Linked DNA regions of Homo sapiens: region 1 is linked to region 2. A link is a loop called in an ENCODE intact Hi-C map of the cell type or tissue named here. Cell type or tissue: breast epithelium. All regions are shown on one strand. Links, peaks and the distances in the headings refer to the core of each region. The heading gives the core; the rest is flanking DNA.

What was found. A loop is a pair of places that touch in the nucleus more often than their neighbours do. Peaks named below come from ENCODE experiments on the same cell type or tissue, not always from the same donor. Only the 100,000 strongest peaks of a DNase experiment are listed, where the experiment ranks them.
Region 1: a loop joins it to region 2, with 7 times the contacts of the local background. A loop is called at or near these places in 3 of 110 quality-filtered maps.

Annotation. Positions count from the first base shown.
Region 1 is chr3:172,296,326-172,308,634 of GRCh38, reverse strand. FNDC3B (fibronectin type III domain containing 3B) reads right to left here. Exons shown (of 26, transcript NM_022763.4): 9 at 9,848-9,907; 10 at 1,134-1,272. Among named protein-coding and RNA genes, the nearest start is that of GHSR, 150 kb to the left of the region's middle. RefSeq lists enhancers at 2,762-3,056, 7,146-7,814. In breast epithelium, for the core only: no CTCF peak of the experiment used is centred there; no DNase peak of the experiment used is centred there; H3K27ac peaks cover 87 bases.
Region 2 is chr3:172,148,487-172,160,795 of GRCh38, reverse strand. All of the region lies in intron 3 of FNDC3B (fibronectin type III domain containing 3B), which reads right to left. LOC124906304 (a long non-coding RNA gene) reads right to left here and starts at 2,084. Exons shown (of 2, transcript XR_007096169.1): 1 at 2,004-2,084. RefSeq lists enhancers at 7,421-7,510, 7,223-7,517. In breast epithelium, for the core only: a CTCF peak has its summit at 4,396; DNase peaks (open chromatin) are centred at 4,295 and 7,335; H3K4me3 peaks cover 866 bases; H3K27ac peaks cover 5,411 bases.

The DNA of each region.
Region 1 (12,309 bases), core at 1,678-9,677, 150 kb before region 2:
AATGCAGCTGCCCACCTAAGAGGGATCAACTGAGGCCCATGCTTTGCTGCTAACCACTACTCTCAATTGCTTTCATCAGCTCCCTAGACCAACCTGACTCTCTGGGCCAGAAATGAAAAGATAAAATATTTCTTCACTAATAATGGATCTTCCTAGCCATTTTCTTTCTTTCACACATTACTATTCTCCCCCCAAACCCTAAATCTTTATCTCTACCTCCATCTATTTTACATTTTAAATTATATTTTAAAATATTGATGTAGAGAAATAACTGCTATAGAGATTGATAACAATCTACTGTTTTCTCACAAACACACAACTATGATTAACAAGCTAGTGATGCCTCTTGAGGAAGGGGCAATATGATCTCTCTTTGGTAACAGCTAATTTTAGCCAGTGAATTGTGTTTCATGAAAATATATAATTCAGTCTTTTTTTCTTAAATAATTAGTAATCCTGACTGGTGTATGGCCTAAGTAGTGAAACTTAATGAAGTACTAACATAGTTTAGATCACTAAATGTTCTAGGTTGTTTTATGTATTAAACATTTCAGTATCACCACTGAAATGTGCCAAAAGGGCCATAAAACTACTTTATCTCTGAATCTTTCTTGATAAAAACTTTTTGCTAAAGTCCTCAAATGTTTGTTGAAATGAGCTAGACTATTAGAAAGTGATAAGATGTAGGTATTTTAAGTACCTATATCACTTATACGTGTTGCTTATGACCTGAAGACATTTAGAAAATACTGCTGCAAAAAAAAGCTAAAGCTAGATTTTGCAGTTCCCTCCTCCCACCCCTTTGCCCAACTCTTACAGAAATGACAACTTTTGATATAACAGTTGGTTGCACATACTTACTATGCAGAAAACCAAACATATCACAAGACTGGAGTCGTGCTAAAAAATATTTCAAATGGCTATAGACTGACCTTATATTAACTCGAGACTCTTTCTCTGTTGCCCAGGGTGGAGTGCAGTGGCGTGATCATGGCTCACTGCAGCCTTGAAACTCCTGGGTTCAAGTGATCCCCCCTCCTCAGCCTCCCAGGTAGCTGGGACTAGGAACACGTTGCCACCACACCTGGCTAATTTTTAAATTGAGACGATTCTTGATGCTTTGAGCTACCCACCTTCCACTGCAGGGTTAGTGAACTTTTGCTCCTATGTGCCAGCTTAGGGGGGAAAGGACACTCGGGTGCACAGCTGTGGGTGGTGAAGCTAACAGGCTCGGAGCAGGATCCCTTTACGGAATTGTACATGGCATACACCCTGAAAACAAAACAGACACAGTCAGTGGCAGTGACTCATCATAGAAGACCAGGATTCTTATCTTTGTTTCACCCTAAGGCTTTCTGTAGATGAACAGAATTTCTTACGGAGTGAGTATCATGCTCTTGCTCTTATCTGTTGGTCTTGTCCTGACCTATGGTTAGCATTAACAGGGGACAGTCATCCCAACAGGTATTTGTCTCAGTGTGTGCCACCCAGCTCCATTTCAAGATAGGCAGGATCTACTGACTAGAAGAGATTATTCTAAGTAAGAAAATAAACCTTAACCCCAGAACGATCTCCAAATATATGTTCTAAAACCCCATGAGCTACTCTCTGGTTGACTTTATCTGGAAAAAGGCTAAGAGTTAAGAGCTGGATAAAAAGGCAAAAGAAACAGTAATAAGAGGTCACAGACTGGAGAGAAAGCATAAAAGTACAAACAGGGTAGATACCATCTTTGAACTACATTTAATACTGTACACATTTATGTAAAACTAGGGATGTTTCACAGAGAAGCTAACAAGTGTGACTTTCTCTAATTCCACAAAAACAATGTTCAGGTACAGTTTAATCCACGTGAATATTTAACTCTTATACATGAAGCCAAGATTAAAGATGTTCGGTCTGTACACTAAAATGTTTGGCTCAACACTGCAACATATGTGCTTGATTTCTCCAGAGAAGCCATGAAGAAAAAGCATAGAACATACTATTAATGCCACACTCTTCAAATAGCATAAAATAGGGCTATGCTGATTTTTATCATCTTCCTACTATTCCATTTTTTATACTGGGAATTTATTTTTTCAAAATTGAAAATGTACTCTTAAAAAACAACAACAACAAAGAACACTTTGCTGCCTAAAACAGATGCAAGGATTAAACTATTCACAGAGTTGGCAAATAGATATTGAGCCCTTAATTCTTATAGCCACCCTCTCTGAGGTAGGGAAATCTTATTACCCATTGCAGACAGAAGGAAACACAGAGATGAAGTACATTTCCCAAGGCCACACAGTTAGAAATTTGGATCAATGGTATTTATCCCTGGAAGTCTAACCAGTATATACGGTATTGCCTATTCCCCTTGTTCATCCTGCAATCATGTTCCTCTAAACACCACAATCCACTTCCCTTAGCCCTACCCAATGAACACAAACAACAGGTAAAGATAACAACATTATGGAAGATAGGTCCCAAGTGTGTGTGTGATTTGCAAAGTCATTTCTCCACAAAGTCCATCATGAAAAATTCATAGAGGCCATACGTCAAAGGCACTAATAGATATGTCTACTTTGTACCTCAAAAGATAAAAATACATACATATTACATATTTGATCTATTTGCCTTATGGGAGGACAGCATGAAATTTGATCCAAACAAATAATGCTTATCATTGGGATGCTCTCCACCCAACCCCTGATGAAGGAAAAGGTCCTTTTTGCACGCACTGTAAGTAGGCACGTGATAATATAAAACTAAATGGTAGATCTGGTAAGATCATTTCCCTGTGTCAGGATGGGCTCACTGGGAGTAAGTTACTTTAAATGAATCACAACATGTTCCAGACATGGGCAGGGCTCAAGCCTGAACTTTGATACACAGAATTCTCCAACAGGTGACTCATGGGTTGCATCTGACCCAAGACACATGTGTATGTGTGGTGGCAGTGTGCAAAAACATAATGTTTTGAAGTATTAGAGCCACCTATGAATTAAAAGATACAGGCAATGACCATCACAAAAAGAGACAACCAGACACCATGCATTCCTAATAAAGGACTATGTCACTACCTACAAAACTGTCTTGGCAGAAAAACTGAACCTGTATCTGATTAAACCTCTTCATTGCTTTATGGGAAATATAGAGGACAGGAGAACAATATTAAGCAACACAACACGGATGCAGTCAGCCAAACTCATACTTGTGGAAGACTCTACAGGACAAACAAATTAATCTAACAAACAAGTTGCAAGAAAGAGAAAAAGATAAAGGGAAAAATGAATGGATTAAAATATATTTAAGACATATCAACCAAACCACATATTCACACATTTGAATTCCAATTACAACAAACTAAAGAAACAAAATCTTCATTCTTAGAACTGAGGAAATGGGAACAGTCCCGGGATTGTGAAGACATTTCAGGTGTGTGTGATGATGGTAATATAGTTTATAGGTGAAATAATATGATGTCTGAACCTTACTTCAAAATCATCAGGGCAGGGGAGAGGTAAGTGAGGACAATGAGGTAACAGAAGTTGAGTGATGAGAGTTCATTAAACTACTACTATCTAAACTACTATCTACTTCTGACTATATCTAACATTTTCTGAAATAAAAAAGTAAAAATTAAGCCTTCACTGAAAAATATCTGGAGCGCTCTCATTTTAAAAACCAAACTTCTGGCTTCTCTTAAAAACTCAAGGTTTTAGCAACACTTGGCTTTTTTTTTTTTTTTTTCAGATGAAGTCTCGCTCTGTCGCCTAGGCTGGGGTGCAATGGCATGATCTCAGCTTACTGCAACCTCTGCCTCCCAGGTTCAAGTGAGTCTCCTGCCTCGGCCCCCTGAGTGGCTGGGATTACAGGCACTTGCCATCATGCCTGACTGATTTTTGTATTTTTGTAGAGATGGGGGTTTCACCACGTTGGCCAGGCTGGTCTTGAACACCTGACCTCAGGTGATCCACCCACCTTGGCCTCCCAAAGTGCTGGGATTACAGGCGTGAGCCACTGCACCTGGCCTCACTCGGCCCTCTTTCCTGCCCTGTAGTAATGAGCTAAATCTGTGGGCAGCTCCCCGCTTTAGATGGAGCAGGTGCTGCAGAGTTCGCTAGAGTCCCCATCATTCCTACTGTCTCCACAGCACTGAGACTGCTTTTCAGCTGACCCTTACCCAACCCAGTTTAGCTGTTTAGGTTCTCTGCCTCCACCCAGTAAGTATGTCAGTTTGCAATGACTGGGCATTTGCCTACAAATGCAGAAGTATACCCAGGCAGATCAGGTCCTATATGTTCCCAAAAACAGCCACCGCCAAAAATCCATCTGGATAATAGAGCAGAGGGAGGAAGGCAGGGAAACAGCCTGCAAAGTACTAGCAGGATGCAGTCAGTTGTCTGGGGAAAGGTAAATTTGGTCTCAGTAAATTCTTTGTTCATTTTTAGTGGGATTCTTGGAGGCAGCAATCCATACTTCCTAGGCTGGAGAGTCGTAAGTGATGGAGACTCCTGGTGGCCAGGCTGGGAGGATGGCAGTGAGGATAAAAGTAAAAGAACCTGATGCAGGTTAGAAATTTGAGGTTGTTGAAAACAGACAGTTGTATGGGCCAGATGGAGTTGGCTATTTTTCTTGCCTTTAATCTTAAACAATGTTATGCTAAGGGTCAATGCTTTTCACACATAATATTTTGTCAGCCATTTTGCATGGCAATGTAAGTATGCTGCATATAGTACAAAAATTGGCACCACACTTAAGTATCCCTTGATTACATCTGTCAATTATAGTAGTTCAGTAAATGGACAGCAACTTACTGTTATAGTGACTAGCAACATTTTTACCAATAACTTTTATAGAAAAGAAAAATCTCTGCTAATGATGCTACATTTTAAAAGAATACTGCAATTTTTTTTTTTTCCACATAATGGCAATGAGTTTTCCATAAATATCATCATGTAAAAGGAGTATCTGTAGAGTACGGTCAGTTTCTTGGGTTAAATAAGTCAGCAAACAGTTCAGTTTTTGTTGCATTTATCCCAAGAAAAGAAAACATTTTTCTAACAATATAATTAATCTTGTTTTCACATTTGTTTCAGCTTAAATCCTGGCTAAATGCTTAGGAAACAGGTGCTCCAAGAATTTCAGAAGTATGCCTCCAACTTTTTCTAGCACGATGTAACATACTAGGAGCCACAGTTTTTGGTCAATAACATGTATTTTATAATCCTTCACTGTGCTTGTCAACCATATTTTTGGAAATGTTTCATTGCACAATTTTTCTGGGAAATGTCATTATATGATATCATCTCTGGGCAACTTGTTTGCCAAATTGTTTAGGCGGATGACTAGAAAACTGCTTCAAAATTTTCATGAAATTGCTATCCATTCCATCACTCAAATTACTGATTATCCTATCGCTGATAAAGATATAAATTGTTGACTCCCGCAGTAAAATGGTCATTGTAATGCCATTATTAATTATAGAACTACCAATTAAAAGACAAATATACTTCTCTGGCAGATGCATACACAGCATACATTTGTGTATGTATACATATTTATTTGTACAAATAAATGTATATATGTATAAATGTTCATGTTTGTAAAATTACATATTTATATATATATAAGTATTTAAAATATAATGCAATTTATTTACATATTGGATTTTTCTCATTTCTCCACACAATCTCTTGTCTCTCTGTCTCTGTCTCTCTCTCTCAGGCACACACAAACACACACTCTCACACACATGCACACACACACACTCTCTCTCTCTCTCTCTCACACATACACACACAGAGACAGGAGATTTTTTATTAGTGGCTTTATACAATACATAACACAATGCCCTTTACAGAAGCACTGAATAATCTTGACAATTACAAATGGATTCCTTTGAAATATTGTATGAACATTAAACCAAAAAAATTTATTTGTGTTAAGAATAGGGTAACAAATATGAAAGTGATTTTAATAAAGGTCTTCCTAAATTTTGCTAATCAATGTATGCATCATAGAGGGGTATTATCTTCCTCAATCACCACTAGGAGATTAGGAGAAAAAAAGAATAGTGACTGAACAGACGTGTAAGAATGATACACAAAACCTCATAGTAAAAGTGGAAAAGAAGAAACATTTTGTAAACCTGAAATGTCTTGGAATATAATTTTCCATGTGGAATCTGGCTCAAATGGCATGTCAGATGCCAACTGGAGCAGCCACAGGCATGTGAGCTACAGCACTGTCTAAAGGATGCCACTAGTCTCAATATATTCCCAGTAACAGTGAGTTGGTGGAAAGAGCTGTTCTGGCCTAGTAACTGAAGGCAACTACCAGGCAGTTAAATGACAGGGCTTCATGACTGAGACTGCTATTGAAAAAGAAGAAGGTTTGTGTGTCTGATGGGTGAACTCATGCAATAATACTAATATGGGGGCGGGCATGGGCCGGGGGAGTTGAAAATGAGAAAAAGCATTATATGAAGATATCAAGCAATCAATGTGAATAAGATAGACTCAGAGTAGCAAAATGAAAAGTAACAAGGAATACAAGAACAGAAGTCTAGGTGAGACTTCAGTACATGATTTAAGACAGAAATCTTACACTTTTAATCAAAATGTTGCAATATTAAGAGTTGGAAGAAAAAATGTACCTTGTTTTGTGCTGCTAAAAGAAATATCTCAGTTTTCATAACTGGCTCTACAGACTTCCATCACTTTCTAAATTGGTAATGCACAAACAAAAATGGCAAGGAATTTATTCACTTATTTATTTATTTATTTAGAGACAAGGTCTCCTGCTGTTGCCCAGGCTGGAGTGCAGCAGCTGCAATCAGGGCTCACTACAGCCTCAACCCCTCTGCTCAAGCGATCCTCTCACCTCAGTCTCCTCAGTAGCTGGGACCACGGGCATACATCACCATACCCAGCTAATTTTTCATTTTTTGTAGAGACAAGGTCTCATTATGTTGCCTGGGCTAGTCTTGAACTCCTGGGCTCAAGTCATTCTCTCGACCTCTCAAAATGCTGAGATTACAGGTGTGAGCCACTGCACTCAGCGTAATTGTTTATTTTGCAGCTGTCCAGTAATGAAATTCTTCTGTAGTTGCTGTTATGAAAATTTAGTGAAGAAACTATTTCCACACGGCCTTTTGAGGCCTTATAGGTGACTGCTACATTTAAAATATTTGCGGCCACTCTACATGATAAAAGCTTACATTCCCAGAACTAAGATTATTAACTGGACTGTAAAAAGAGATTTTGCTCCTTGTTTTCAGTGTCAAGTAAAATACATCTTCATCTCAATAAAAATGTGAGTGATATGATCAAACTATATACAGATTCAAAGAACTTGCATCATTAAGTCCTTTTTATTTTCACAGCTTGGAAAAACTGCAACGAGCTTGGGAAAACCAAAAGGTAGCACTTATACATGACTTTACAGGTCTAAAATAGATTTGCACATATATTTGCTCTCATCCTATTTTCCTGAGGCTGGTATCATTATCATTCTCATTTTATACATGACAAAGCGAGACCAAAGAAGTTTCAATGGCTCGCTTAAGTACACACCCTTAGTAAATGACAGAGCCATTAACTTCAAGTTGCAAGCCATGTCCACTATGCATCATGCTGCTTCACCGAAGCAATTCAAGGCAGAGGAAGCTACATCTAAATAAGAGTTGCAAGTGTTAAGATTCTTCTCTAGCCTAAAAAAGACAAGACTGTAAAAGGAAAAAGAACGTATGATCTATATGGACTGTGCATTAGGCAGTGCACAAAGACTAAATCTGGACTATAGACGTTTTTATTAGGAGAGAAAGGATGTTAAAAAAATACTAAAATTGACCATCCCCAAGGAGAGAGAACTTCCTATCTTCCTGGAAAGCAGAGAGGTAGAACAAATAACAGTTGGTGGCACCCTAGGTTGTACGTGTTTGGTGTCACATGTGTGTCAAATACCAAATGCAAGGAGTCCCAAATGTGTCAGGAGAAAGTCTAGACCCAAGGCCCCTAGATGGTAACCACGTCATGCTCCCATCCTGTTCCTTTTGGGGAATCCATTAACTATTCTATCTGCCCAGAAGTTCAAGATGTTCATAGGTTTTGTCGGTAAAAATAGCTGATGAGCAAGTGTTCTCAAATTTACCCTTTGTAATAAGGGTTTAAAAAAAAAATAAATGGAACAACAGACAGGATGGTAAATAAAGAGAAGACTCTTCATAACATTTAAGTTTCTTAAAAAGGATATTGTAAGCTCATGAATGAGCAGGAAATTAATAAAGTAAACCTTTACTAACCACAGGAACAATAAACTGTTAAAGCACGGAGCAGAAAGAAACATATGTTAACAATGAATAATAGATAACATTTACATGACTTTTACATTTTCTGGTTTTACATTTTCTGGTTTGTTGTTAAATTGACCATTTTGAATAATGGTTAAACCATTTCTATTATCATCTTAGCTTCACAAATTACACAGATCTTCTTGTACAGAGTGTGTGAAAAGCTCAATACGTTTGGGCGGAAGCTAATTGACTCAAAATCCAAAGTTTTGATTTAAACAGGAGGAGATGGTTGCAAGAGAGCTCATCTAAACAATATGATAGCTGAGCAGATGTGCACTTTATGCCTTAAAACAAAACAACTTACTCTGATATACATTACTTTAAACTTATTTTTAAGAACTTATGCAGCTAATAAGATATTACATCCTCAACGCACATCCTTGCTTTACTACCTTTTTTTTAACTGAGAAAATCATGGCAGAGCGTTCTATGTGAATTGACCAAAGTTAAAACAGCCCGTTCAGGGCAGAACCAGACTCACACTCAAGCCTCCTGGTAATTCATATACGCTCTTCCTACTAGGCTACCTTGCCTCCAACCTCATCCCGAAATCACAAAGAAACTCATGATGTAAATTAACCTTTGGAAAGTATAGTAATAGATGTATATTTCATGCTTACAATTTTATTCTGCAATCTTTATGTATGCATATATAATTGAAAAAAAAAAGGGAAACAATGTGTTGTTGTACATCCAGTTAAATAAAACTATATTTTCTGGGGAACTTAAATATTAGATAAAATAAAGATTAAAAAAAAGTTTTTTTAGTGTTATGGGTCATATTCAGACCTTCTTATTGGCAAATAAATAGATGGATGTATCTTTAAATAATCAGATGGTCTCTCTAAAAAATTCAGATAACACTTTCCTCCTTACAGATCTGTGGTTGGCTGGGTTTCTTCCTAAAATAAGCTAGCCCTACCTTCCAGAGTAGTCACAGTAGAGATTCCAGAAAATCACAGGAGAGATTTCAGGCTACATACTATGCCACATGGGTTAACTGTTTAGCCAAATTGAGTTAATTCTCATCAGAGATAATTTGATGCTTGTATTACTTGTCTTTTTCAAAATCTACCAGCTTTTAAGGTCTAACGGTGTGCTTGCAACATGGAAAGGGCTTCTTCAGTCATTTGGTCTGAATAAACAGTTTATATGATGGTCTATAAGAAACAATGATATGCCCATGGTGACAAAAGTTTCATTTGTTTTACAGAAAGAAACTGTTAAACCATAGTCCAATAGATCTTAGAAGACCATGTAAAATTACTTTTAAAATGTTTAAAATGATTTTCAGTGTTTAACACCTACTTTTCTGTTCACAGAAGCGCTTCTGTGTCTTCCCAGTTACGATGCTCTTGAGAGTCAATGAATGGCCCATAAGCCATGGTTCTACAACTTTCAGCAAGGTAAGCAACATTCACCAAAAACTTAAAAGGGAGTACATGTTTTTGCTTTAGCCACCTGGATTCTCCAATACAGTTTGGCTCTTATATCCTAACTCACCTCACATGATAATCTGTTGCTGGTCTAAGATCTTTCAGGTTACATTCTAATTCTTCTCCACTGTAAAGAAAAAGCATTCATTAGTTGCTAATTCCAGTTTCAAAAGCAAACGAGATTTGGAATTTGGGTGTCCAGTAATGTACTGACAATAATTCATGAACTATTATGTCAGATTCCACCATAAACCAGAAATAAACTTTCTTATTTGATATTATTATTTGTTTGGGACTAGAAAATCAGGTTCTTTTTAATGATGCCATCTTAGATCTCGAAAATGGCATGGTTAACTTACTAATAAAATTCTAAAAGATCTTATCACTTCTTACGAGTAAATACATATAAGTAACTAAGTAAGCAAATGAATGAATGAACAAACAAATGAATAAAAATGATCATACCAGCTGTTAACAGAAGGCACTTTCCACACTTACCTTGGCAGGAACCTCAATTATCTCAACTCTGGACTGTCTTAAGAAAAATCACAATCTCACTTCCTCACTTACCAATGCACCGAACAAATAGCTCTCTTCAATAAAATAAAACCATTTATGTCCTCAAAAGTTGCAACTGAACCTCACCTTAAATCATGAGGAAGTAACCAACCAAAATAAGGAATGTTCTATTGAAAATTTTTAAAAAGGTTAAAGGTGTGTGTGCATGTGACTTACTTTGTGTTCTTCAAAAATATCAGTGTCATAAAAGTATAAGAAATATTGTGGAATTGTTCCAAATTAAAGAAGGCTAAAGAGACATGACAACTAAAGGTACTGTATGACCCTAGACTAGCTCCTGCGCGGGAAGGGGTGAAAACTGCCCAATTTTTCAAAATATAACAGGCATTATTTATAGACCAAGCGACAAAAGCTGGAATATAGACAACAGATAAAAGTATCATATCAATGTAAGTTTATGAAGTTATAATTACACTGTGGTTCTTTAAAAAAATTCTTATAGGAAATATCCTGAAGTATTTTGTAGTAAGGGACCATTACATATAAAACTTATGAAAAAAAAGGCCGGGCGCGGTGGCTCACGCCTGTTATCCGAGCACTTTGGGAGGCCAAGGAGGGCGGATCACGAGGTCAGGAGATCGAGACCATCCTGGCTAACACGGTGAAACCCCGTCTCTACTAAAAATACAAAAAATTAGCCGGGCGTGGTGGCGGGCACCTGTAATCCTACCTACTCAGGAGGCTGAGGCAGGAGAATGGCGTGAACCCAGGAGGCGGAGCTTGCAGTGAGCCAAGATAGTGCCACTGCACTCCAGCCTGGGCGACAGAGCAAGACTCTGTCTCAAAAAAAAAACACTTATGGAAAAAAATGTGGATTGAGGACAGAAAGAGGAAAAGAGGAAGGAGTTCAAATGATAAAGCAGAGTATAAAGTTAATAACAAGTGAATCTGGATATGGAGTATATAGGTATTCCTTGATTTCTCTATTTTGGGGACATCTTATAAGTTTGAAACTATTCCAAATAAAAGGCTGGGTTTTAAGTTGAAAACTGGAAGCTGTGTCCAGACCTTGCCTGAAGCTCTGTTGTCTGGCCTACATTGTATCTTTAAAATATCTTGCATTTGTTCCATTAATTTAATAACAGGGAAGTTTGTATAATAATTCAGATTTTCAGCATCTTTTGAAAAAAAATTCAAAGAATCAGCAAATTTTAGCAACAATCAACTTAGGCTGAGTGGTGACTGCTTCCTTTCGATGGCAACAGGAGCTCTCCTGTTCACCTCATTTTCAGCCTTTCCACTTTGCTCATGTATGTTACCTGCTGAGCCTCTCTGGGCACGTGAGCCTCTAGCTCCTGCCACCAATGTTCATCTTGCATGAAAAGACTCTATCCACAGTTGTCCCGCAGTATACACAAGGAATCAGTACCAGGACCCCACCCCCACAGAGCGTATACACATACTCAAGTCCCCAGTTGGCCCTGCATATCCACAGGTCTCATATCCCGTGAATATTGTTCTGGTCTGCATGTGGCTGACAAGGAATCCGTGCATAAGTGGGTCCGTGCAGTTCAGACCTGTGTTGTTCAAGGGTCAATTGCATCTGTTCCTTGCCAGGCATGGGGGACATGGCACTCTGTATTTCTTTAAAGTTGCTACTAATTCTGATTTTTCAGACTAGAATAAAACGGTGATGAGCCAGAGTTAGGAATATCCTAAATACAGTGGGGAATCCCTGGAGTGTTATCAGAAGGGCAGTGATCTGGCCTGAGTTTGTTTCTGCAGTGAGTAGGCAAGCTTGTAGAAGAGCAAGAGTCGGGGGTGGAAGACCTGCAGGAGACTCCTGAGGGCGTCCAGGGAAGAGACAGTGGAGGTAGCCTGGGTAGCAAGAGGAGGACACAGCAGCCACAGGGCTTGAGTCCTTAACCTCTGTCCCTCTTTCCTTGTCAGGAAGACTGTCTGTGGAGCAAGAATTAGGAACAGGAAAGGGGAGATACGCATCTGTGGCAC
Region 2 (12,309 bases), core at 2,934-10,933:
GTTTAGTAATAATTTGCTATTATGCAGCATCTTTATTTTTAAAACCTGATAAAAATAACCAAAGGCCAATATTATAACAATAAAAGTTTAATTCTATTCTTTATAGATGAGTATACTTTAAAATACGTATAGATTATTCTATTAATCTTGCTCCACTATTGGATCATGGCCCCCTAGCCCAAACTGACATTTCTGATTTACAGTTGGCTGTAAATTTCTCTGTTCCAGGGCAACTCTAAAAGGAGCTGGCCAATATTAGTGAAATTCGGAAAGCAGTATTCATGCCCTTGATTGTTAGCAGCTCTTCTGTAAGATTTCACATGACTTCTTAGGGTTGGGGTGTAAACCCTAGAAGATGTTAACATAACCACAGCAGGGACCAGTCCTAGTAGCAGGCTGGTGATGAAAATGAGGAACAAAGCCACAGAGAGGGAGCCAAGGGAAATGCAAAGTCAGTCCCTGGGAGGCACAAGAGGCAGCTCCGCCCCTGTAAGTGGGAAGCCAAAATCCACAACAGGCAAGGCCCAGTGAGCACAGCCTATTTCAGTCTAATTCCAGGCAAAGGTCTATGAACAGAGGTTCCTATTCCAGGGAGCTGGAAGGAGGCATAGTTTTGTATAGTGTGTAGTACTGTGTAATAGTAATGCCCACTGCTGCCCTTGGCTTCAGGACCATGCCAGATGAAAAAGAGTGAAAACAGGTTTACAGGCAGGCGAGAAGGCTGACAGAGTATCCACTGGTGAGGCTGATTCTGGTCAGCCCCTGCCGGCCTCCCCCACCTTCCCAGTGACCCAGGACAATCTGCAGATGTGCCAGCCCATTTATAAAAGGGTCCTGATTTTCCTACCTGTAAAATGTGATGGTTAAATGAATTGACCTCTACCACCTCTCTAAGTCTAAAATGGTGTACTATCTATGTTATCTTAAGATAAAGGAACATATATAAGGCTTCAGTACAGCAGATGAGATTTCTTAAAATACACAAACGAGTGGCTAACTTTTTAAAATGAATCCAGAACCTAACTTTTTTCTCAAAACCTTTTGCTCATATGGCTTTTTTGATCATCAATAGCTATTACTGACAAACCCAAACAAACCCAAAGATCTAGACTTCATTATCAATCCAGGCTTCAGAGACAGCTGTACAGAACTTTAGACTTACAAACCAAATTACTTAACTCATATTCACTTTTCTGAATATTTACTTTGTGGTTTTCCTACTGATTTTCTCAGAATAAGTTGGAGATGACCCAAAGCTCCTAAATAACTCTTGGTTATAGGCACTAGTTTACGGAGAGCTGGCATCTCTCTCTTGGGTCCTTATTTACCTAAATATCTCAGATAAAATTCACTTTAGAGTGAATAGGATGCAATGTTAAGACTTACTATGTAGCTACAGTAATCAAGACAATGTGGTGTGGGAGGAGGGATACAGTGATCACACAGTTCAACCAAGCCAGGAACAGAGGACCTGGAAACAGACACACACCAATATACCCAAATAATTTTCTTTTTTGAGACAGGGTTTCGATCTTGTTGCCCAGGCTGGAGTGCAATGGTGCGATCCTGGCTCACTGCAACCTCCGCCTCCCAGGTTCAAGGGATTCTCCTGCCTCAGCCTCCTGAGTAGCTGGGATTACAGGCATGTGCCACCACGCCCAGCTAATTTTTATATTTTTAGTAGAGAGGGGGTTTCACCATGTTGTTCAAGCTGGTCTCGAACTCCTGACCTTGTGATCTGCCCACCTTGGTCTCCCAAATGCTGGGATTACAGGCGTGAGCCACCATGCCCGGCCCCAGATGATTTTTAACAGAGGTGAAAAGTGATGCAAGGGAGGAAAACAGTATTTTCTAAAATATTGCTAGAGCAACTGGACATTGATAGAGGAGGTGGGAAAGGAAGATAAGGGAGGAGGGAGAGGAAGAGGGGAGGGAAGGAGGAGGAGAAAGAGAAGAAGAGCCTTTCAACCTAAACCTCACACATTATACAAAAATTTACTCACAATTAATCATAGACTTCCATGTAAAACTATAAAACTTGTAGGGAAAACAAAAAGGAAAAAAATCTTTGGAGTCTGGGAGTAGACAAAGGTCTTTAGACTTCACACCAAAACCATAAGAGGAAAAATTGTCAAATTGGATGTCATCAAAATGAAAAACTTTTTCCCTGCAGAAGAACCTGTTAAAGGAGGGAAAGACAAGAAAGTATTTGCAAATTACATATCCAAAAAAGGCCTTGTGTCTAGAATATATAATGAACTCTCAAAACTCAGCAGTTAAAAAAAAAATTCAAACAATCCTATTAGAAAATGGGTGAAAAACAAGGACATTTCATCAAAGAGGAGATACGGAAGGCAAATAAGCACATTGAAAGATGCTCAAGATTACTAGCCATTGAAGAAATGTAAATCAAGGCCACAGTGACCATTAAAAACATCAGACCAAATGCTGACAAGGATGAAGAGAATCGGGATCACTTGTACATGGCTGATAGAAACATAAAATAGTACAACCACTCTGGAAAATTTTGTCAGTTTCTTATAAAACGAAACATTCAATTATAATAATAGGCTATAGCAGTGTACTCTTGGGTACTGTCTTAGTCCATTCAGGCTGCTGTAACAAGACTACCATAGACAAGGTAATTTAGAGATGATAGAAATGTATTGCTCATGGTTCTGGAGACTGGGAAATCCAAGATCAAGGCACCAGCAGATTCAATGCCTGGTGAAAGCCCGTTCCTCATAGATGGCACCCCTCCATGTGTCCACACAGGGTAGAAGGAGTGAAAAAGGTCCCTCTGGTCTCTTTAATCATGGCACTAATCCCATTAATAAGGGCTGAGTCCTCATGATAAAATCAGCCCCCAAAGGCCCCACCTCTTAATACCATCACGTTGGAGGTTAAGTTTTAACCTATGCATTCTGGGGGAACACAAACATTCAGACCTCAGAAGGCATTTATCCCAAAAAACTAAAAGTCATGTTCAAGCAAAGCCAGAACTATCAAATGTCCTTCAACAGGTTACACTGATTCATGTATATGATGAAATCCTGCTCAGCAATATAAGAAATAAGCTATTGATACACAAAACAAATGGATCTCAAAGAAATTAGGCTGAGAAAACAGCCAATCTCAAAAACTTATATCCTGTGAGATTTCATTTACATGACACTATTGAAATAATTTAGAGATGGAGAACAGATGGGTGGTTACTAGGAGTTAGGGATAGCAGGAAGAAAGGGGAGTGGCTATAATGGGCTAGCACAAGAGAGCCTTTTGGTGCTAGAACCACTCCATATTTTAATTATGGTAGTGATTATTACAAATCTGAATGAGTTCCGTGGACTGTACTCATGTCTATTCCTGATTTTTATATTAAAATATAGTTATGCAAGATGTTACCATGAGGCAAAACTAAGTGAAAGATACATGGAACTTCCCTGCACATTTTTTGCCACTCCTTAAAAATTCATGATTATTTCAAAATAAAAGTTTGAAAAAAAAAATACCAGGAGCTTTGGTACCATCTTGGGTTCATGTTCTGGCTCTACCACTACTTTGGATAAGTTAGTTGGCCTATCTGGACCTTTGTTTCTTCATGTTTAAAATAAGGAAAATAATATTTGCTGGCAGCTTAGCGAAACTTAAGAAGAGAAAAAGAAAAATAACAACAGATCTCATCTCAGATAAATGGGACCAGATGGCAAGGTATTTTTCAAGAATAGTATCATATATGACACTGCTTGTATAATTAAGTTACACAATCCCCTTACAACTTTTCACAGTCCATTGATAAATGTGACTTTTCTTTTTGTAGACAATATTAGGTTTATACTTAAAAGCACTGTTATTAGAACAATAGCCATGTCACCATGCAGACCGGAATATTGAGGACAAGTAAACTTCTGATAGTCCGTAATCTGATGAAACACACCTCAAAAGGTTAAAAAAACATTCTACAAGGATAAGTGATTTGACCTGGAATTCGATACGGTTCATTTCCACATCAAGATCAAACAGATTAATTAGCTGCTTTTTAACCAAATAAATACTGGTTGCTTTAGAGAGCAGACAGTGGGGAAAAAAAAAAAAAAAAAACTTCAAAACTCAGCACTAGCCACTTTTCTCTGTAGATCCCTTTCATGGTTAGGTTTTCCAGGTTCAATTAGCAAAGGATACATACAAAGAAACGTTGAAGATCTTGGCTAGCAACTTGACACCCTCAGGCCTACCTGGTTCCTTCTTGCAACGCAACGGAAATTCCTGTGCCAGTCACTTGCTGGCTGCAGATCCCTGCCAGCCCATGTGAAAGCGGCTGCCAGCCTTCAGGCAGCAACCTGCCTGGCTATGTCTTGCGCACACTTCCTCTTGCCTCCATCCAAGACCAGAGGGAATGGCCACTTGGAGCCGATGGCTAATGGTGGGAACAACAGCAACTCGGAGCCAGATTTTGTCAAATTGTATTTGAGAAAAAGGAGAGAGGACAGGATGCCAAACAAATGACAGCCTTAGTTCTATTGCTCAAAACAATTTTATTTGTTTATGCAATTGATGATGGCAAAACACATGAGATTAATAAAAACTTTTTTTAATAAGGCAAAGAGACTTGTGAGGCTTTGTGAGGGCTCTGAAGTTTCATTTAAACAAAGAGTCTCCTGAAAATCTGTAATGCAGAAATTATCTCATTACCATCACACAAAAGAATGATCACCCCCCACTGACATGGCCTCCTACTCGCAGTTGTATTTGAAGAATACATTTACCAAAACCATTTAGAAAAAGAGTCTCTGGGCAATTTTTTTTCTTTTTCCAGTATAAGTTGAGGAAAAAAGCATATAGTTACATATACAGCTCTTCTGCCACTGCAACGGATTAACAGATAAGGCTGTTTCTCCCCTTCTAGTCCCGGACCAAGTACAAATCCAGCCTACAACAGTAACAACAAAATACCATAAATGATGTGGGTAACTTTCTAATTCCACCAAGGCATGGTTCAAGAAAATCAGAGCCTCTTTAAAGGAAATCAAGTGACTTTACTGAAAATGGAAATAGGCCTATTACATATTTAATATCCCATCCTCTCCATTCACTCCTATTTTGCTCTCTTTTCTTACAAAATTGTTTGCCCTGGGCAGAGGCTTCTGTTGACTGAGTTAGAGGCGAGCAATAGGAGAAAATGGCTTCCAGGAAAGGGGAAAACACTGGAAAACCTGGCCAATGTAAATGATTTCCAAAATCTGTTTGTAATCACAAGTCCACCTACCTACTAGACTTGAGGCTATGCAGGAAAGTCAGTGCTGAACCAGGAATGAGGTCAGTATGACAGACCTGAATCTGCCTTGGTTCTGTTCCATAATCTAGGCTGAACAATCCAGAAAACAAATGCAAGTGAATTGTGTAGACAACTGACACACCAGGAACTAAGGGTTACACCATATACCAAAACTCATCCAACAATCAGATTGGGATGCCACAGCTGTAAAGAGAATCAGGGAATCAAACTGCTTTCCTATCTCCAAAGAAGAATCCTCCACGAGAGGGACTTACTGAAGCTTAAACAAAGAAAACTGAGAAAGATTTTCCACTATCTAAGTCAGACAGTCTCCACATTCTCCCTATGACTTTGGCTGGGTATTTGAGGATCATCTTTGACTAAGTTCTCTTGGTAATTTTCCATATCCAGTTTCTGTAACTTAAAAACTTAACCATACTTTAAAATGCTAAGGGCTCTTCCTTTCAAAGCTTCCCTCCATCTCCAATCCTACTGCCGCCCCCCAGTGACCTCACACCTAGACTAATGAAACCACCTGGGCTGTTCTCTGTGGTTTCCAGCTCTGACCTACAAACACATAGAGTACATCACCAGCCCCCGACTTGTCCCACCAGCACCCCACTTGTTCCCACGCAGGGTGGGAAGCCATTACAGCAGCTCCTGGAGAGATCACGAAGGCTCAAAAGCAGGAGACAGATTAAAGTTATAAAACTTTTATTCCCAGGCACCTTGAAAGTTATCATAATGACCTAACACCGTGACCCTACCAAAGGTAAAATTCCCTCACCTATAAAATTAAGGTTGTAGATTTCATCAGTGGTTTCTCAATTAAGTATGCGGGAGTGTGGAATGGTCAGGGGAAGAGTTTCCAGGGCCACTACTAAAAGAAAGATGAGCAGCTGGGCTCCGGCCTCTCTGCCCTCAGTCAGCTCCACCTGCACGTTTTGTACAGTGGGCTTTCAGGTGGGAGTAACTGAAGACAAAGTTCTACGATCACTTCTTAGAAGAAACCATAGCCTGGGCACGGTGGCTCATGACTGTAATCCCAGCACTTTGGGAGGCGGAGGACGGCGGATCACGAGGTCAGGACCATCCTGGCCAACATGGTGAAACCCCGTCTCTACTAAAAATACAAAAATTAGCTGGGCATGGTGGCACGCACCTGTAGTCCCAGCTACTCGGGAGGCTGAGGCAGGAGAATGGCTTGAACCCAGAAGGTGGAGGTTGCAGTGCACCAAGATTGCAACATTGCACTCCAGCCTGGTGACAGAGCAAGACTCTGTCTCAAAAAAAAAGAAACCATTAACGGTCTCGATCAGATTACAATTAAAGTCCCATCTCACTCTAAAATTCTGTGATACTATGACTTTTGGGGGGCCTATTAGAAGACAGTAACAAGGAGCTGTCCTGGATGCCTTCAAATAAGCAAACTCAAAAAATATTCAGTAGTGGCTGAAACAAGCGCTTATCGAGCATCAAGCGGGAAGCTGACAGCACTGAAGGGAAAACTAGGCCACAGGATTTGCTCCTGAGCAGTTTCTCAGAGTCCTTTTCTCCAGTTCCTACCAAGTTGAGGGAACTTTTTCCACCAAGACACAAACTCTAGTCTTTTGGTTTAGGTTTTTGTTTCTTTACTACCTGTCTGCAGGATAGGGCTAAGAGCTCACATCGCCACCAACCTGTGCAACAGTGTGGCTGTGAAGGCTGCAGTCCAGTCTGGCCTCCTCAAAGCATCCTCTCAGATGTTTGAGACAGACTGGGGCTTACCCCAGAAGGTAACTCCTGCTGATAAGAAATCCTTCCTAGGGCCAAACAAATCACTGTTTGACTCTTGAGGCATTCTTCACTCCTGTTTTTCTTCCTCCTCCTTCCTTCCTATAAGAAAGGTGTCTTTTAAGTATATCTACCAGGAAACCTGAATAGTTAGGCGCTTTCCCCTCTGAATTTGTTCCGTATCCCGCTGGTGATTCATGCCCCCAGCCTGCTCCTTCCTCAGTACACTGAGGTGGCTCTGTTCTGCTCAGTTGTGGGAGGCCACGTCAGCAGGAAACAGCACTGGCTGCCAGGTCACATTCAAGACAGTCTGGAGCAAGGCAGCGTGCAGCACATGCAGGACAGAGGCCGCCTCTGTGGTTTCTCCCAAGTGCAGGGAGCACTCGGCTTGGAAAAAAAGGCTGGCCTCTGAGCACTACAGCAACACCAGCTCAGGGGAGACACAGAATACTATCTTTGAGACTTTCCCCGTTTTTCAATGTTCCCCAGATATTCCCAGCTCTAGAGTTATTATTTTCTCTTCTTCTCCTTTTCTTAGAGGGCTTACTGTACTGTATCCAAATTCACATTTGGAAAAGGCTGCCACAAGCCAAATCAAACTTCATCGTGGCTTTCTGGCTCCCAAGCCCGACAGAGGAAATTCTGCACACCCCATCAACCAATCTCAGCGGTCCCGACACCCATGAGTCAGGATGGAAAACCTGACCCAGGGGCCGACACAGAAAAGTGGTCACTACAGGCCTTTTTCCTTCTAAACACATACGGTAAACACAGTAAACAAAGAAGCCATGCCAGATGTCATCATAATACCTCACAGGATGGATTCACGACAAGCAGCAAATGAATTGTTCTGTGCAAAGAGACAATGACAATACCACATTTCACGTAGCTGGCCCAGTGAGTCCAAAATCAATCCTCATGTAAACCAACATGATTAAGGGGAAAGAGCTGAAATAGCAGGGCTCCTAGGCACCTGGATTCCTAAGCATTTAATTTGTTGCAAATTTCAAACAGGGGTCCCGTGAAAAGAAGAAGTGTGATTTTTTTCAGAAACTTTGTAAGTTGAGCACGTTCCCCTCTGCTATCAGGGGAAGGGCTCTTAAAAGACAGCCCCAATGTCAAAACCTTCTCTCCAAAAATACCAGGTTTGAAGAAAAAAAAAAAAAAAAGCCCTTCCCATGGAGAATGTGAGTGGCAGAAACAGGAGAAAAAACAGGAAACAGGAGGTGAAGACAGGGAGTAGTTGAGGACATGAAGGGTACGGAGAATGGGCAATGGATGGAGAACGGACAGGAAGCAATGCAACACACCCGTGGAAACACAGCAAAGGCAGTCTGATTCTGATCCTGATTCTGACAATTTTGCCAGGCACTGCGCTACTACTTAGAAGGCGTTAAGTACCCCATACATACACACAGAAACCCAAATGCAAAAGGAGTGGGGAGTGAAGGGGTGAGGCTTCTAAGAGAGGTCTACAGCAATATGGGCATGAAGAGTGAGCCAGTAAAGGGAGAAAACCACACAGAGCCAGGAGGCCACCTATGGCTGCAAAACCAGCGATTTTTGTGAAGAGGAATTGGCAGCCAAAACAAACCGAAATGTTATATAGGTACTTAGAGAGTTGGTGATGTAAAAGGTATTCCTTTTTATTTCCAGTCATTTGTGAACATGAAGAAGCCTGACAGACCCTCTAAAGTGAGCGGCCAATTCATCAAACCTGGTGATCAGACAGGGACTGAGTATCCACAAGTGGATATCACCAGCTCCTCTACTGATGGGGAGAATGAAAATATTAGATTCTGCTACCTTTTAACTTACTGAAAACCAGAGAAATACAGTAAGCCCTCACATAACGTCATCCACAGGTTCCTGGAAGCTGCAACTTTGAGTGAAATAACGCATAACCGTTTTTCCCCTCATCAATGCTGTAACAAATCCACATCGAAGGAAACAACGCAACTCAAGGACCTGTTATATGTTTCACTTACAGTTTCCAAGAACCTATCCACAACATTACATGAGGACTTAGGGTATTTCAAGTTTAATTAGCTACCGCAGGTTTTAAATAAATATACATTTTCATGGAAGAAAAATCACCTACTAATCTAGGATAACATTTTAAAAGCATTTCCAAAATTAAAACTACCAAATCTCAAATACTTCTTGTACATCTGGAATAAATTTAAATTAGTTATTATGCAAGTGAAGTATCTAGAGGTAGATGGGCTAGATCCAAAGGTAATATATCTCTCTTGGTTAACACTGTAGGAAAAAAAAAGAGGTTGGGGGAGTGGGGAGTGGAGTCGGGGAGACGGTAAGTAAAGAAAGCTAAATAGTTTCCATATAAAGTTAGAAGCACATTTAGATTGCTGAACTGGGTTATGTAGTTTTTAATAGGATAATGCTACAACAGCAAACACGTGAACAATGGAAACCTTAAAATTATTTAAAACCCAAAGTGTAGACTTTACCAAAAGGTTAGACAAAGCAGAACACACGGAAGTGGTAGCACTGGCAAATATACACTCACACATACAGAGTGTGTGTGTCTGTATGAGTACACACAAATATGCATACATATGCACACACAAAAAATAAATAAGGCTTTCCGCATAATGAGACAAACTAACAAAGAATATCACAAGATTATGACTTGTATGTAAGTCCTCCAGGGCATATTTAGAAGCAATGATGTTTAAACAAATTAGTCATATTTCTACAACTAAGGAGATTGAATAGAAAGCTATCTCAATTTTTTCATACACACAAAATGATTATGCAAACACAAACTTAGAAAAAAAACCTATGTAGATTTGTTATTTTTTAAAAAATACCTAGATGAGAAAAATAAAGAGTAGTGTATTTTATGGATTATTTGAAACTTGAAGGATAAACACTTGAGCGGATGGACACCCCATTCTCGATGATGTGCTTATTTCACATTGCATGCCTGTATCAAAACATCTCAGGTACCCCATAAATATATACACTTACTATGTACCCACAAACTTTTTTTAAATAAAAAATTATAAGCATATTTCACCGATTCCAAGTACCTTTTTCACATTTTCACATCTCCTGAAAAAGGAAGTCAACTTAATCGGTGGTGTTATCTCTTTTGTAGAGACATTTAAAAAAAAAGAATGATGCATTTAAAAACCAATGGCATAGATTTGACAAAATGACACCAAATAATCCTAAAAAACCAACTGGAAAAGGACAACTATGTGTAATGCCCCATAGATGAGAGACAAGCAGAAAGGCCATCCCATCTAGCTCAGCAGATAAGAGGTGTACGCATGGGGGATGGGGAGTCAAGACACACACACATCCTTTAGCTGAGGCAGTACACCTAAAATGAAAAGGTACCACTTCTCTGTTTTAGAGTTTTTTCATTCACAAATAATTCAAAACCTTAAATATTAGACATAAAAGTTAAATCTACAATTTTTTTTGAAGTGCAACGTAAACTAAATACTTATGACAATACTATCTTTAAAAATATTCTGGGACCCAATAATTGTATCTAAATCTCTGAAGGTGAGGCCCAAGCATCAGTATTTTTTAAAAATCTCTAGCTATTCAAACATGCAGCCAAGTTTAACAACCAGTGAGAGAAAGCACCCGACATGGCTGGGCGTGGTGGCTCACACCTGTAATCCCAGCACTTTTGGAGGCCAAGGTGGGTGGATCACAAGGTCAGGAGTTCGAGACCAGCCTGGCCAATATGGTGAAACCCTGTCTCTACTAAAAATACAAAAATTAGCTGGGCACGGTGACGGGCACCTGAAGTCCCAGCTACTCGAGAGGCTGAGGCTCGAGAATCGCTTGAACCTGGGAAGCGGAGGTTGCAGTGAGCTGAGATCATGCCACTGTACTCCAGCCTGGGTGACAGAGCAAGACTCTGTCTCAAAAAAAAAAAAAAAAAAAAAAAAAAAAAACACCCAACATACAAAAGGTATACACAAGCTTTTTTAAAGTAGCAATTATTAAAACAAGAGAAATCACACTGGATTAATTTTCTTTCCTGTTGTTACTAGTCAAGAGTAACATATGCTTATAAAATTTTAGAGAAATTTATGTAGGACCTAAAGTAAGGTCTCAATGATAATTTAAAATCTCACTTTCAAGTAGAAAATCCTAGATAATTAAGCTCTTGAAATCTGCCCACACTTGAACCTATTTAAGTAAAGCTTTAAGTATTTTCATAAAAATTAGGGACATATAAACTGCAGAGAACGCCACAGGAATTAAAGAAAGAAAAGAGAAAAGGGGTGGTAAAAATAATTTTAGAAATTATCTGTTCTAATCCTCTTATTTTAAGGTGAGAAAACTGAACCCCTGATCAATGGAACCAGACTAAATGGTAAGGAATTGAAACCTGTATCTGGGGACCCTCTTCCTCTTCTCAGAGCCAGAAGGTTTCAAACCGTTAGGTGTCTTCATTTAAAGTGGAAGAGAAAATTTAAGAATCTAGTTAATTGATTTTTTACTGTATAAATTCAAGTCCAATGACTTTTCAAGTGAATTTCATAAAAACAAACAAAAACAGCTGCACATAACAAAGGGTCTGTGGAAGGTGCAGAGTTAGTAAGATTTGTATCAGTGAAGGGAAACAGGCTTGAAACAAATTTAAAGAGGCCAGACTGGTAAGGCTATTTCACCCTTCCTGTTGAGCCATTTCCTATGTCTCCTAAATACATTATCCAGAGCTACTTTTCAGCACTTTGTCTCAAATTCTAAAGAATCTCATTTTCTTCAAAGTCTGCTCTATGGTTAATTACTTGCCTTCTAACTACTCTGTCTATAGCCAAGAATAGGTAGAATGCACCTGTTGTTCTTGAGTTACATCTGAGATGGAGCCTGGCATTCTATTCGCTTCTGAGGAATGTTAATTGCTGATACCAGCATGACAGGTGCAATGAGGAGTAGAAAAATGATCAATGAACTCAACCACTGAACAGGAGCAGAACTCAGACACTATGAGAAAACTCCTCAGTGCTGTAACTGTAATTACTAATAATACTCAGTCTGGCAATCAATAATTTGACGCTTGAAATAGATTTTTTTAAACAGGGCCCGAAGTTCTAAATTGCTACAATAGTCTCTGTCCACGTGAGAAAAAAAAGAAATGTGTAATTCCATTTTCCATGTTACTATGGAGCCAATTCACTCACCTCAACTGTCTCTCATGGCTTCTCTCTTCTGTAGGCAATGTTCCTCAGTTCCAGATCATTACTGGTGTGGAGTCCTATCTATTT